Regions from separate parts of the Homo sapiens genome. Here region 2 is linked to region 1. Evidence: chromatin loops called from intact Hi-C (ENCODE). Cell type or tissue: transverse colon. All regions are shown on one strand. Each heading gives the region's core, and the rest is flanking DNA. Links, peaks and the distances in the headings are about the cores only.

Region 1 (7,838 bases), core at 2,769-5,268:
CCCAATTTTGGTGATGGGAAACTGAGGCAGAGAGCTGTTAGTAACATTTAAAGTCACACAGCTAATAAATGGCAGAACTGGGATATGAACCCAGGCAGTTCGGCTCTAGAGTGCACTTTCTTACCCTTTCTCTCTTCTTACCTTATAGATGTTGTTGTCATTGGTGGTGGTGGTGGTGGTGTGTGTGCATGTTGATTGAGATAACCTGGAACACATGAAAGATGTCAATAAATGTCACTTTACTTTCCACAAGTTCTACAAAACTCTGGAAGGAATAGCACACTGATTATTTTGTCTTCTCTCAACTTCCATCCCCATGCCAGCCCCAATCCAGGGCTGACTCCAATTAGAAGAGGCTCTGTTTCAGCAGACAGGATAAGCTGTAGTCCCAGAAGAACCCTGACTCTCAGGGTAGAGTGCAATGCCAAGGCCCCCTGGCCCTTTGCTACTCAAAGTGTGGTCCTGGGACCAGCAGCATTAGTATCATCTGGGAGCTTGTTAGAAATGCATGATCTCAGGCTTCACTATGACCTACTGCACCAGAATTTGTATTTTAACAAGACCCCAGGTGATTTGTGTGCACATTAAAGTCTAGGAATCACTGCCCAAAATCAATACTTTTTCTGTTTGATCCTTCCAAGCGGTCACTCATTTGCTGAGGTGATGGGAGTTCACCAATGCATCCCTTCACAGATGCGATGTTTATATTGAGTACACATTTATCTTCTCTGTGCAGGAGATGCAAAGTCAAATCCCTTCAGTTGGCCAGATGGGAACTCTGGTAGAGTGTGCATGTTCTGTCTAAAAGGGACAGCTACCATTTCACTCCAGCCAACTGCTACATGGAAACGCTATCCCAGTGTTTAGATCTTCTGATATTTTCTTTTAAGATGGGCCTCACTCTGTTGCTCAGGTTAGAGTGCAGTGGCATGATCACAGCTCACTGCAGCCTCAACTTCTCAGGCTCAAGTGATTCTCCTGAGTCAGCCTTTGGAGTAGTTGGGACTATAGGCATGCACCACCATGCCTGGCTTATTAATTTTTTTTTTTTTTAGTAGAGACAAGAGCTTGCTATGTTGCCCAGGCTGTTCTTGAACTCCTGAGCTTGAATGAGGTGTGATCCCCACACCTGTTGGGATCTTCTGATATTTTAATCAAAGCTGGAAATGTGGATCTTCATCTGAAATCTCTTATTTGTTAAATGTTAATAACTAATTCAAACTAGTAAAATAACTTTGAGGGCCAAAGAAGCATGTGTGCTGGCCATATTCTCCAAGGGATGCCAGCTTGTGACCTCTGACCTAAAAATGACTTCTAAAGAGTGCAGCTTCTCAAATAAATCAAGTATGTATTGTACATGACAGTCTTTTGAAAGTTCAGAGGTTTTTGCAAAGCATGCAAGATTTTCCATTACTTGGTTGTCTCTACTGTCAGCTACACTCAACCACAAATATTTAATTGCTGTTTCATCTTCTGTACTTTGGCATGTATCTGTTCTCTTTGCTTTGACTATCCATTCCCCTTCATCCGTCTAGCTAGCTTTGATTCATCCTTCAAGATGCAAACCAAATTTCACCTCCTCTGTGAATATTTTCTGGTTTCCCTCCATTACAGTTGCCCACTAGTGCAATTCTCCACCCTGGGCCATGTTGTGCTGGAATCATTTGTTTATATCATTGTTTCCCCTATAAATGCTCAGACGTCAGGGACCAAGTCTTATTCCTAACATCTAGGAAGTGTTAGGCACAGAGTAGATGCACTCACTAACTATTGCAGCATAACCAATCACTCCACAACTTAGCAGCTTGAAACAGCAAACATTTATTGTCTCAGTTTCTGTGGGTTAGGAATTTGGGCATGGCTTTCCTGTGTATCTCTGGCTTGAGGTTGCTTACCAGGTTGCAGTCAGACCTCAAAGTCTCTTACCAGGTTGCAGTCAGAGTACATGCTGGAGCTGTGGTCTCATGTGAAGTCTCAGCTGGGGAGAATCTGCTTCTAGGCTCCCTCCCATGGTTTTTGGAAGGTTTCAGTTATTTGTAGGCTGTTGGAGCTAAGGGTCTAGGGTCTCGGTTTCTTGCTGACTGCTGGCCAGAGGACTTCCTCAGTTCTTTGTCACTGGGATCCTTGGACAGCTCACAACATGGCAGCTGGCTTCCCTTGGAGTGAGAGTGAGAGAGTGCTCCAGACGGAAGATGCCATCTCTTTGTAATCTAATTCCAGAAGTGACATCTCTCCTCTTCTGCATTCTGCTTGCTAGAAGTCGGCCACTAAATAAAGCCCACACACAAGCGGGGAGGGAATTACACAAGAGTGGGGCTACCAGGAGGCAGGGAGTATTGAGGTCATCCAAGAAGCTGCGTACCGAAATGCCCTGCTTATAGTTATGTGCTGTGGTTACTCAGCCTTGGGATTCAGATTGCCCAGGTTCAAATCTTAGTCCTGTCACTCTGTGAAAGTTTACTTACCTGTAATGGGCATCAAGGGCTTCTTGACCCATAGAATTGATATGGGGACTGTGTTTAACAGAATGCCTGCTTGCCTCTAAAAAGGTGACCTATGATTAATGTTGTTTTAAGAAATGATGATGATGATTTTTTTTTTTTGAGATAGGTTCTCTCTCTGTCACCCAGGCTGGGGTGCAGTGCCATGAACATGACTCACTGCAGCCTGGACCTTCTGGACTTAAGTGGCCTCCTGAGTAGCTGGGACCACACGTGAATGCCACCATGCTTGGGTAATTTTTAAAATTTTTGTAAAGAGAGGGTCTCACCATGTTGCCCAGGCTGATCTTGAACTCCTGGGCTCAAGGAATCCTCCTGCCTTGGGCTCCCTAAGAGTTGGGATTACAGGTGTGAGCCACCGTGTCTGGCCAAAGTAATGATTATTGAATGTATCATAGGTATCTAGGTAAGAGAGTGACCATACGAAAAAATGGAAGAAGCATGACTGGTTATATGCTCAGTTCTCTGAATCACCCCCTCCGACTCAAGTTCCTCATTTCTAGATTTTTTCCTTCCTATAAATTAGCTTGATCTTTCCCTGGTATGACTCCTACAACTCTGCCCCGGCCTCCAAGTCTAAGTGAGCTCTCCCTATTGTGCTCAAATCCTGTCCTTTTCCCACACCAGATCATTTTAACCCTTGCCATTCTTCAAGCCAACAATTCTCCCAACAATTTATTTCTTCCGCTCCCACCACTCCAGTGCTCAGTCAGTGAGTGATTCTGGGAAGAGTGGTCTGGCTGGGTTGGATGGCCAGGTCTATTTCAAGTTCATCTCAGCTGTCTGGTCATTTTTTATTTAAAAAAAAAAAAAGCTTTGGGAAGTAGTCTATTTAAACACACGTAAGCAGCTGTTCCTCCCTTTCCACCTGCTTTCATCCCTTTCTCAGCAGATGGGATCATCATCTATTTTATTGAAATAACAATAATACCCCCAAGTTTTGTTTTGTTTCATTTTGTTTTTATGAGACGGACTCTTACTCTGTCTCCCAGGCTGAAGTGCAGTGGCACGATCTTGGCTCACTGCAACCTCTGCCTCCTGGGTTCAAACGATTCTCCTGGCTCAGCCTCCTGAGTAGCTGGGATTACAGATTTGCGCCACCATGCCTGGCTAATTTTTGTATTTTTAGTAGAGATGGGGTTTCACCATGTTGCCCAGGCTGGTCTTGAACTCCCGACCTTAAGTGATCCACCAGCCTTGGCCTCCCAAAGTGCTGGGATTACAGGCATGAGCCACTGTGCCCCGCAAATACCCCCAAGTTTACTGACCTCTTAACTATGTTAGATGCCAATCTAAGCCCCTTTAATGGATTATCTCCATTGTCACAATAACTCCTACGAAGATAGTACTGGGACTATCCTATTTTACATATAAGGAAAGTTAGGCTCAGAGATATGGAATGATTGACAAATGTCCAACAGTAGAGCTGAGATGTGAATCCATGTTAACCTGATCCCCAAATTGAAGCTCTTACCCACTTTTACTGAAAAGCCGTTTGGATTCTTTAGTCCACCTACTTTCTATCTCTGCTTAATGGGCTGCAAGATGCCCATTTCACTGAACTTGTTTCTCCTAAGGACCTGCAGGCTGCTTTGCTGAATGCTCCTCCTCCGCCTTGATCCTGCTTTGGCATTCCAAACTGCTGGGTTTGTGATCCTTTTTGGATCTCTTCACTAGTTTATGGGGCTCTGCATGCTCTTGGCTCTCCAACAACCACTAGAACTTCTTACTGACCGGCTGTTTTCATTCCATCCCTTAAATGTCAGCATGTTCTGAGGTTCTGTCTCAGCCTTCCTTGCAGGCTACACATTCTCCCTGGGTGACCTCATGTCCTCTCGTAGCTCCAGAATCGTTGCTTCTTAAATAATCTCTCTGTTAATTTTTTAGTCCCTGCTTTTATTTGAAGCTTCTGATCTGCCTTTCTAACCAGTGGGTGTTCTGGGAGTGCTTCAAAATCAGCTTGACTCAACTCAATGTCATCTTTCCCGAAATACTCTCTTCACCCGTGTTCCTTAGCCTAGTAGTAAAAACAGTCTACCCAGTCTGGACTTTAGTTAACAAATTCTGTTTATTTCTCCAAAGCAGTACCAGCGATTATTCCTCTGGAAAGACCTCTGTCTCAGCTCAATTTTCCTCTACCATTTGACTGGACTATTGCAATAATTTCCTAAGGGTCTCTCTGTCTTCAGAATCCTCACTGCTATCCATCTCCAAAGACATAGACCTATTTATGTTATTTGGCATCTTGAATTTTTCCTGCTATATATTTCATAAATACCAGATTTCTTGGACTAGCATTCCATGACCTTCTCATATTGCCCACACTGACTTTGCTAAGTTTATTTAATTATTAAAAGTACTATGTGGGGCTGGGCGCAGTGGCTCACTCCTATAATACCAGCACTTTGGGAGGCTGACGCTGGAGGATTACTGGAGCCAGGAGTTTGAGACCAGCCTGGGCAATATGGAGAAACCTTGTCTCTACGAAGAAAAATGCAAAAATTAGCTGGATGCGGTGGCACGCCTGTAGTCCCAGCTACTTAGGAGGCTGAGGTGGGAGGATCGCTTGAGCCCAGGATATGGAGGATGCAGTGAGCTGTGACTGCACCACTGCACTACAGCCTGGGCAACAGAGCGAGATCCTGTATCAAAGTCCCAGCTACTTAGGAGGCTGAGGTGGGAGGATCGCTTGAGCCCAGGATATGGAGGATGCAGTGAGCTGTGACTGCACCACTGCACTACAGCCTGGGCAACAGAGCGAGATCCTGTATCAAAAAAATAAATAAATAAAATAAAAAGTACTATGTGATAATTACTGATAGAAAAGCTCTTCATTTTTATAGGTTTATCTTACAACCATACAGCATCTGAAATTTCTACTTTAAGTGGTAGATATAATGGATCACAGTGATAGATTCTCCTGCATCAGCCTCCCAAGTAGCTGGAATTACAGGTGCCCACCATGATGCCCAGCTATGATGTTAAGCCATTCTTGTGCTCCTAATATAAGTGTATTATTCTTTTGATGAACTGATGAGCTTAATTTTCTAATATTTATTTACAAATGTGTATCTGTATTCATAAATGAATTTGTCTGTGGCTTTCTGTTTTTGTGCTTTCTTCATCAGGCTTAACTAATAAGGTGATTCTAATTTCATAAAAGTAGTAATATCAAATATGTATGCATGTGGGCCTTAATAGGCACCAGACACTGTTCTAAGCAGTTGATAGTTATAAACTCACTTAATCTTCACAACAATCTCCATGAAGTAGAGTTTCCTCGTCATTTAACAGAGAAGGGAGTGGAGAAAGGAAGAGAATAAATAACTTGCCCAAGGTCACACAGCCAGTAAGTATTATAGCCATGACTTGAACAAGGCAGAATGGTTCTAAGAGCTTTGTGCAAAGTGCTTTGCTAACTTCTTCGAAGTCATAGTCAACTTGGGGAGTTTCATTTTTTTCTGTAGTCTAAGATACTTTAATAATATAGGAAGAATTATCTTTTTTTTAAGGCTTGGTAAACTTGGATGTAAATCTATGCAAGTGTGGTGATTTTTAAAATGGTAGATCTTGACCTTTCCAATCGTTCATGTTATTGATCTGTTTAGGTTTTCTTCTTCTTTGGTCAATTACTTAAGTTTTAATTTTGTTAGACTTTCTTCAATTTCCCTTTGATATTTAAATCTGTTGCCATGGCCTTGCACAGATTTGAAGATATTGCTCCATTGTTTTCCAGTTAATATTTGTTGTTAATTAAAAATGTGATGCCAATCAGATTATTGTCTCCCCTATACTTTCTATATTGATTTCTTTCTTTTTCTTTCTAATTCTTTTTTTTCTCTCTCTCTCTTTTTAGTAGAGTTTCTCTGTGTTGCCCAGGCTGGAGTGCAGTGGCGTGATCTTGGCTCACTGCAACCTCCACCTCCCAGGTTCAAGCAATTCTCCTACCTCAGCCTCCCTAGTAGCTGGGATTACAGGTGTGTGCCACCATGCTTGGGTAATTTTTGTATTTTGTATTTTTTTTTTTAATGGAGTCTAGCTCTGTTGCCCAGGCTGGAGAGCAGTGGTGTGGTCTCGGCTCACTGCAACCTCTGCCTCCCAGGTTCAAGTGATTTTCCTGCCTCAGCCTACTGACTAGCTGGGATTACAGGCACCCACCATGATGCCCAGGTAATTTTTGTATTTTTAGTAGAGATGGAGTTTCACCATGTTGGCCAGCTGGTCTCGAACTCCTGACCTCAAGTGATCCTCCTGCCTTGCCTCCCAAAGTGCTGAGATTGCAGGTGTGAGCCACTGTGCCTGGCCTAATTTTTGTATTTTGGTAGAGATGGGATTTTTCCATGTTGGCCAGGTTGGTCTTGAACTCCTGGCCTCAAGTGATCCACCCACCTCGGCCTCCCAAAGTGCTGGGATTATAGGCATGAGCCACTGCATCTGGCTTCTTATATTGGTTTCATGTTGATGCTGTAGCAAATTACTACAAATTTAGTGACTTGAAACAACACAAATGAATAGGTGTGTAGAAGTCTGAAGTGGGTCTCACCGGGCTGAAACCGACAGGTGGGTAGGGCTGCATTCCTTCTGGGGGCTTTAAGGAGAATACATTTATTTGTCTTGGTCAGTTGTAGAGGTGATGCATCTCCAGCCCAGAAATAGGGCTTTATAGACAGGGAGTCACACTCTCTGTCTCTCTCTCTTTTTTTTTTTTTTTTTTTTTTTTTTGAGACAGAGTCTTGCTCTGTCACCCAGCCTGGAGCGCAATGGTGCGATCTCAGCTCACTGCAACCTCCTCCACCTCCCAGGTTCAAGCGAATCCTCCTACCTCAGCCTCCTAAGTATCTGGGATTACAGGTGCCCACCCCTACTCCTGGCTAATTTTTGTATTTTTAGTAGGGACAGGTTTTCACCATGTTTGTCAGGCTGGTCTCGAACTCTTGACCTCAAGTGATCGGCCCGCTTTGGCCTCCCAAAGTGCTGGGATTACAGGCATGAGCCACTGTGCCCAGCCTATCTCTTAATCTCCATTACTTTCTAGGGCAAATGATACAAACTTGGTCTTCTCTTCAGGGCTCATGCAGTTATTTCCCTAATCAACTTATCCCATAAATCACATGACCTACTTCAGAGACCAAATAATTACAAATAAAAGATTCCCCCCAAACCATAGATTCTTGTTGGCAATGAGCATCAGTTGAGCTCAGATTCGGTAAAAAGTAAAAATGAAAAAAGATCCATAGCTATAGATTTCTGTTAGCCTTTTTTCTATGGTTTTTGGTAACCACTGTCCAAAATACCAATAATGTAAGTATAAACCCTTCCCAATGCAAAAAGACCAGT
Region 2 (7,838 bases), core at 3,276-5,775, 1.5 Mb before region 1:
CAAAGTCCAGGTTCTCTTAGCAAGGAAGAAGGGGATGAGGTGGGAAGGAAAAAGAAAGGGCAAGAAAATCCCTTTTAATTAAGCCCTACACTATCTGCCCCAGTACACTTGTGTTTTCGCTGTATTTATTCACAAAGTAAGGGTCTTCATGTGCTGTGTGAGCAAAGGTCAGGACCAAGGAGGATTTAGTTAAATCTGGAATCTCAGTCAGGGGTTCATACTCTTGAGATAAGGAAAAGTAACCAATGCTGCCTAACAGCCCAGCACCCACACTGCAGTCCCTAGACTTAGCAGATGGAACTTGCTATAATGAGGACCATATGTATTCATTTGCTAAGGCTGCCATAGAAAGTACCACAAACTGGGTGGCTTACACAACAGACATTTATTTTCTCACAATCCTGGAAGCTGGGAGTCTAAGATCAAGATGCCAAGCAGGCTTGGTTTCTCCTTGGCCTGTAGAGAGCTGTCTTCTCCCTGTGTCTTCTGCCTGTGTCTGAATTTCCTCTTCTTATAAGGATAGCAATCCTATTGGACTAGGGCTCATCCTATTAACTCATGTTAATGCAATTACCTCTTTTTTTTTTTTTTTTTTTTTTTAGGCAGAGTCTCACTCTGTTGCCCAGACTGGGGTGCAGTGGCGTGATCTTGGCTCACTGCAACCTCCATCTCCCAGGTTCAAGTGATTCTCCTGCCTCAGCCTCCTGAGTAGCTGGGACTACAGGCCTGCACCACCATGCCCGGCTAGTTTTTTTTTTTTTTTTTTTTTTTAGTAGAGACAGGGTTTCACCACGTTGGCCAGGCTGGTCTCGAACTCCTGACCTCAGGTGATCCACTCACCTCAGCCTCCCAAAGTGCTGGGATTACAGGCGTGAGCTGCTGCACTTAGCCACAATTATCTCTTTAAAGACCCTTCCTCCAGCCATATTTTGAGATTCTGATGTTGGGACTTCAACATATCGATTTGCGGGTCACACAATTCAGTCCTCCAATTCAGCGAGCATACTTCTATTTCCTCTGCAAGTCTGATGTGCACCTTGCTTTAAAAGAGATACGATTATCATGCTTCTCATCCTAATTTTCAAAGGGCTTTCTATCATGTGTGAATCTCAGGTTCCAGTGAATGCCTTCTTCGTGTCTGTGGATGTCATCATATGAGGGTATTTTTTGACCTGTTTCTGTGACGTATTCATAGAGTTCCTGTAATCGAACAGTCATGGATCAGCATTCAGAATATATAAAGAAACCCTAAAAATCAATAGGAAAAGGACTTTTAAAATCTAGTATAAATTAAACAAAGGCTATAAACAGACAATTCAGAGGAAGGGACTGCTTCCTGCTGTGCAGATGGTCATCTTGCGGTATCCTCACATGGCCGAGAGCAGAGAGAGGAAGCTCACTCTCCTTTCTCTTCCTTTAAGGGCACTTATCCCCTTTATGAGGGCACCATCCTCATGACTTAATTAATTCCCAAAGCCCCACCTCCAAATATATCACACTGGGGGTAAGGACTTCAAAAACATATACACTGGGGGTAAGAACTTCATGTGAACTTGTTGTGGGGGGACACAATTGAGCCCACAACACCGAGAATAAGCCTGAGCACACACCTTGTGCCACAGGCTGCATGTTCTACCTTTCCGCAACCCCTGTGCTGCCCACGATGAGACAGCTTCCCACTCAACACATCATCACTTTCAAACCAGAAGCAATGTTGTGCTGTGGATTTTCTGGTTATTGACACAGTGGTGGGCACTATCAGAGGTAATTCACATCTTTGCATCCAATGGGAGAGAAACTAAATTCCCTGTTGACTTAAAAGGGAGAAACTGAGGCAGAATTAAAAGTAGAGAGTTTTTTGGGGCCAAGTTTGAGGATTGCAACCCCGGAGCATGGATTCAAGTTGACATGAGTTATAGACTCCTATTAGCAGCATTTACAAGTGGATTTCTAAAGGCAAAAAAGGGGGGACAGGGAGTGAGCTGATGCACAGTTCTTTGTCAGGAATTCTCATTGTTTTTCAGAAATAACATTGATGTGTGATTGGCTATACATTGTTAAGCTATAGGGTGTGGTTATATGTCTGGTGCAGCATTATTAGGTTAACTTAAAGCTACTTGTGGCAATAGTAAGCAGTTTCAAGAGATGGATACTTAGCTCAAGGGAGGAGTAGGATGTGATGACTGTCTCATCTTTTTTCCTTTTTTTTTTTCTTTTGAGATGGAGTCTCACTCTGTTGCCAGGCTGGAGTGCAGTGACATGATCTTGGCTCACTGCAACCTCTGCCTCCCAGGTTCAAGCAATTCTCCTGTCTCAGCCTCCTGAGTAGCTGGGACTACAGGTGTGCGCCACCATGCCCAGCTAATTTTTGTATTTTTAGTAGAGACAGGGTTTCACCATGTTGTCAGGATGGTCTCGATCTCTTGACCTCGTGATCTGCCCACCTTGGCCTCCCGAAGTGTTGGGATTACAGGTGTGACCCACGGCACCCAGCTGACTATCTCATCTTACTGTCTCTGGCCCTGATAGTTTAGAAGGACTTATATTTCTCAGATCAAAGTTCTTTTCTTTTCTCACCCCTGTCTCAGGACCTGTATTCTCAGCAATGCCTCTTCTTTCAACTACGATACATCACTGTTTGGAAATGGAACTAGTTGCAACTTAAGTGCCAAGTTCCTGAAGCTATAAACTGCTCCCCATGCTTTTAGATCCTATGTGCAAGCAACAGTGTGTGTTTGTAATGTGTTGTCTGTGATGAAGTGTGGTAGGCTCTGCCTTCACTAGCACAGTGATTTCTATCCAGGGATATGTGTCAGAGTCATCTGAGGAGCATGGATTAGTTTTCTTTCACTGCTTAGACAAATTATTACAAGTTTAGTGGGTTAAAACAACATAGATTTATTCTGCTACAATTCTGAAGGTCAGAAGTTTGAAATCACTTTCACTGGACTAAAGCCAAGGTGTCGGTGGAGCTGGTTCCTTCTGGAGGATCTAGGGGAGGATCCATTTCCTTGCATTTTCCAGCCTCTAGTGTTCCCCTGTATCCCATGGCTTATAGCCCTTTCTCCATCTCAAAGTGCATCACTCCAACCTCTGCTTCCATCATTGTACTGCTTTCTCCCCATAGTCAAAACTCCCTCTTACAAGCACACATGCAGTTATATGTATGGCCTACCTGGATAATTTAGATAATTTCCCCATCTCACCGTTTTACCTTAATTATGACTGCAAAGTCCCTTTTGCCATATTAGGGAAAATTCACAAGTCCCAGAGGTTAGCACGTGAATATCTTTGGGGCCATGATTTAGCCTCCTATAGAGCCTAAACATGCTTAGACTCCACTCCCTAAAGATTCTAGTTTAGTAGATGGTGTCTAAGTTTTTGTTTTTTGTTTTGTTTTGAAATGGAGTCTACCTCTGTCGTCCAGGCTGGAGTGCAGTGGCATAATCTTGGCTAACTACAACTTCCACCTCCTGGGTTCGTGATTCTCCTGCCTCAACCTCCCAAATAGCTGGGATTACAGGCACCTGCCACCATGCCCACCTAATTTTTTGTATTTTTAGTAGAAACGGTGTTTCACCATGTTGACCAGGCTGGTCTCAAACTCCTGACCTCAGGTGATCCGCCTGCCTCAGCCTCCCAAAGTGCTGGGATTACAGGAGTGAGCCACCATGCCCAGCTGATAGTGTCTAGTTTTGTAGGTGGTGTCTCCCTAAAGATTTTAGTTTGGTAGATGGTGTCTAGGCCAGAGGTCTGTACAATCAGGTGTACATTCTACCACATATGCACTTGATTACATATGCCTTGGTATATAGCACACAGACTTATTCAAGTCACAGTTATTGTCCATAATGTTATCTGAGTTTTTATTTAGAGTTAGAACAGTGCTATTTTCTTGATGTTGAGATACTCCAATGCTGACTGGGCAGTGCCTACATCAATACAACGGTTATCTTGTTGAACCCTCACACGCTTCCAAATTAGGTTGTGTTCCCTTTTTACAGATGCGGAAGCAGGCTCAGAGATTGTTCTATCTGCCCGAGGCCACACAGCCAGGGAGACGTAGATCCCGAACCCAAACCCAACTCTTGCTCTAGAGCCTGCGCATCCCACAGAACTTCCTAATGCAGAACAGGGCAGGGGAAAGTAGTACATTACATTACAGGTGCCTTCCCAGGGCACACAAGTCTGTTTTCAACTCCTGCAACCTCCACCATCAATCAGAACTGCTCAAACTATTAGAACCCCAAAGCTCCATCATTCTACTCTTGACACCTGTATGACAATTACAGCCCATCACTACGTGATAAAGGAGATTGCAAGCACACTAACGTGGTTGAAGCAGCAGTCTCTCAGGATTTAAGCTCGACTCTCTTCCCACACAGTTCCTGTCTGAGGAGGCTGCCTCCCCCATATATAGTAGGATGCCTACTTTCAGAAGGCAAGAACACGACTTTAGTCAACTGCTCCCAGGCTACCATGGCAACAAGTGTTCATCCCGGCAGCTGCTCCACACCAGCTTGGCTTTCCACTCTCAAAGTTCTGCTTTAGCATTTTTGGCAAACACATCAGAACCAAGTCACGCTGTGGGCTGCCTTGAGACCCAGGGGACTTTGATTCCCAATATGACTCTATACAAGTGGACCAACTTGCAGCTGAGAGGCTCTAGCTCTGAAATCAAGGGGCTGTGACATCCTGGACAAGCTTCTTTAGGGCTCAAGTTGCTCATCTGTAAAATGTGCACTTTTAAGCCATGTTTTTCAAGTTGTGGGTAGTGACTCAGTATTTTAATTTCCTATTGTTGCTGTAACAAGTTTGTTTCATGCCGTTAAGCTATCTCACAATTCTGGAGGTCAGAAGTCTAAAGTGGTACAGCAGAGCTGTACTCTTTCTAGAGGCTCTATGGGAAGATATTTTCTTGTTCCCCTACTAGAGGCGGCCTGTGTTTTCTGTGACTCTCTATCATTCCAATTTCTGCTTCCATTGATACATCCTATTCTGACCTTGTTTTTATTTTGAGACAGAGTTTCACTCTTCTTGCTCAGGCTGGAGTGCAATGTCGCAATCTCGGCTCACTGCAACCTCCAACTCCCGAGTTCAAGCAATTCTCCTGCCTCAGCCTCCCATGTATCTGGGATTACAGGCGCCCGCCACCATGCCCGGCTAATTTTTTGTATTTTTAGTAGAGATGGTGTTTCACCATGTTGGCCAGGCTGGTCTCGCACTCCTGACCTCAGGTGATCCACATGCCTCAGCCTCCCAAAGTGCTGGGATCACCGGCATGAGCCACCGTGCCCTGCTGACCTTCTTGTTTTATAGGGACACTTGTGATTGGGCCCACCGGGATGATCTTACCATGTCAAGACCCTTAGTCACATCTGCAGAGTCCATGTTGCCATGTAAAACTAATATTCACAGGCTCTAGGGATTAGGATGTAATTCCTAGACATGGGTCGGGGGTAGGTGTCATTCAGGGTCAGGAAGTCATTTAAGTGGCCATTTTTAAAAATGCCATTAAAAAGCATGGTACGTGAGATTTAGTTATGATATACAATGCAACTTGATAAAGTCACACAGAATTTTGAATCTAAAACTATTTAGCAGAATGCCTTGGATCCTTAAAAGAAGGTCCAAAGAAGGCTTTTGATGAGACAATTTGAGCTTTTGACCCTATTACTCTAGAAATGCCAGACCCTCTACATAAGGTAGGTGTGGTTCTTTCCCTACATCAGAGTCTTATCTGTAAGACCTAACCAAAGGATTTAGAAAGCTACCTTTTAAGTCTGTGTGGCAGAATTCTAGAACAGGTGCCGGGCACGGTGTCTCATGCCTGTAATCCCAACACTTTGGGAGGCCGAGGCAGGCAGATGACCTGAGGTCAGGAGTTTGAGACAAGCCTGGCCAACATGGTGAAACACCATCTCTACTAAAAATACAAAAATTAGCTGGGCTTGGTGGCAGGTGCCTGCAATCCCAGCTACTGAGGAGGCTGAGGCAGGAGAGTCACTTGAACCCAGGAGGCGAAGGTTGCAATAAGCCGAGATTGCACCTATAGAAAACCACAAGATGACCAGATAGACATCACGATATTCAACCTCAAGGTTAGATTTTTGAAAAACCCAAGAGTATAATGACTGAGCTGACATTTAAATCCAGCCACTAGAAGCTTTCATCACTTATTCTTCCTGCCATACGTAGATTTGAAATATTTCCTTGCAAAAATTTTAGACTCAAGTTTTCTAGAATACAAGTGAATTTCCATATATCTTGAAGGTCTCTAAGAGCTGCAGTATAAAGCAGACACTAGTCATGTTGATGACATAATTACTTAGAATAAGACTGGCTACCCTCAGGACGAAGGCCTCAGGAGACGGTCAAGATCGAATGCAGGTAATGGAAAACTCACTCTAGGCTCAGTTGAATGGTGGAGTCTGATTCTTGGAATGTTATAACTGAGCCTTAGGACTCTGGCACTTTAGTATTCCTTTCCCTACCAAAGAAAGATTGCTTGTCTTTAGTTATAAGTGGGAAGGTAACTAAGTCCTTTTAAGCTCAGGAAAGTTGTAAGCTTGAGTGTAACTTGAGTTAGGAATTACCTTGAAGTAAGTTCTTATATTACTTTCTTAGGAACATCTGGTTTCCCTTCCCTTAAAAGAAGGGGGGTTGGATTTATGCCAGTGATCATGGGTAGCTTGCTGGCTTCTTATCCTGTGTAAGAGCTTGTAGACTCAAGTGTACCCCCAGAGCTGGGCTATAGCTAAAGCCCTACTGTTGACTGGGAGTGTCAGAGGACTCATGTATTGGGGTTAGAGGATCAGAAGGGGCCAAATGACAGGAAACAATTATACCATGAACTTCCCTATTTGTATCTATATACAAATCCTGCCCAGAGGATTGTGGCTAGGTACTGCCTCTACACTGAGGAACAAAAGAAATGATCCCTTGTCATCTAATCTTAATAAGAATGTGGAAGGCAAGAGGCTTATTTTGACTGCTTTATTTAGAAGCCCATTTAGTGATTTGACACAGTCCTTTTCTCGTACAGGTAGTAGATGAAGCCTAGAGTTGCCACCACACCTGCAAAGGCAGCCACAGCAGCCACAGCTTTGGAACCAACATCTCCAGCAGTCTTGTGCCCTTTGGTGTCCATAGCACCTACAAAGGAAGCAGACATTTGAGTCTTAAGTATTTTTAAATAAGGGTAAGTGGAAGCCTTACATAAGGCTCCCCAGAGAAGGGGGTAAAACTAAGCCTTCAACAGGCTTATTTCAGAAGTTTGCAACATTGAATAAACTTACCTCGTGAGCCAACCTCCTCCCCTGTTTCACTCCTACTCTTCTCCCCACTGCTCCCACTTGCTTTTAGATCAGATGAGCCGACACCTGGGAAGAACCTGAGAGTTTAGTACAACATCTTCATGCTAGTCGATGTGGTTAGCTGTCCCCTGAGGGTGTGATCCCACAGGTTGTTCATTAAGGCTATCTCAGGTAAGGGTATGTGTTAACAGGCACAAACTAATACACACTTAAGTTTGGCCATAGCATGTTAAGATGCACATGCTCTGACCTAATCTTGCTAGAAACATATCTTAAATCTTTGACTACTATACAAGAAATTCAAGAGGATTTTTTTTTTTTTTTTTTGTGGCCGGGTGTGGTGGCTCACACCTGTAATCCCAGCACTTTGGGAGGCTGAGGCAGGCGGATCACTTGAGGTCAGGAGTTTGAGACCAGCCTGGCCAACATGGTAAAACCTTTTCTCTACTAAAAATAATAAAATTAGCTGGGCACAGTGGCAGGTGCCTGTAATCCCTGATACTCGGGAGGCTGAGGCAGGAG

The links. Peaks named below come from ENCODE experiments on the same cell type or tissue, not always from the same donor. Only the 100,000 strongest peaks of a DNase experiment are listed, where the experiment ranks them.
Region 2: a loop joins it to region 1, with 4 times the contacts of the local background. A loop is called at or near these places in 15 of 110 quality-filtered maps.

The regions. Positions count from the first base shown.
Region 1 is chr16:22,690,822-22,698,659 of GRCh38, forward strand. No RefSeq gene overlaps it. Among named protein-coding and RNA genes, the nearest start is that of LINC02890, 81 kb to the left of the region's middle. In transverse colon, for the core only: no CTCF peak of the experiment used is centred there; a DNase peak (open chromatin) is centred at 4,210; H3K27ac peaks cover 2,500 bases; H3K27me3 peaks cover 633 bases.
Region 2 is chr16:21,190,468-21,198,305 of GRCh38, forward strand. ZP2 (zona pellucida glycoprotein 2) reads right to left here. Exons shown (of 19, transcript NM_001376232.1): 18 at 7,299-7,382; 19 at 6,983-7,155. The coding sequence ends at 7,013. Among named protein-coding and RNA genes, the nearest start is that of ZP2, 17 kb to the right of the region's middle. RefSeq lists an enhancer at 4,538-4,687. In transverse colon, for the core only: no CTCF peak of the experiment used is centred there; no DNase peak of the experiment used is centred there.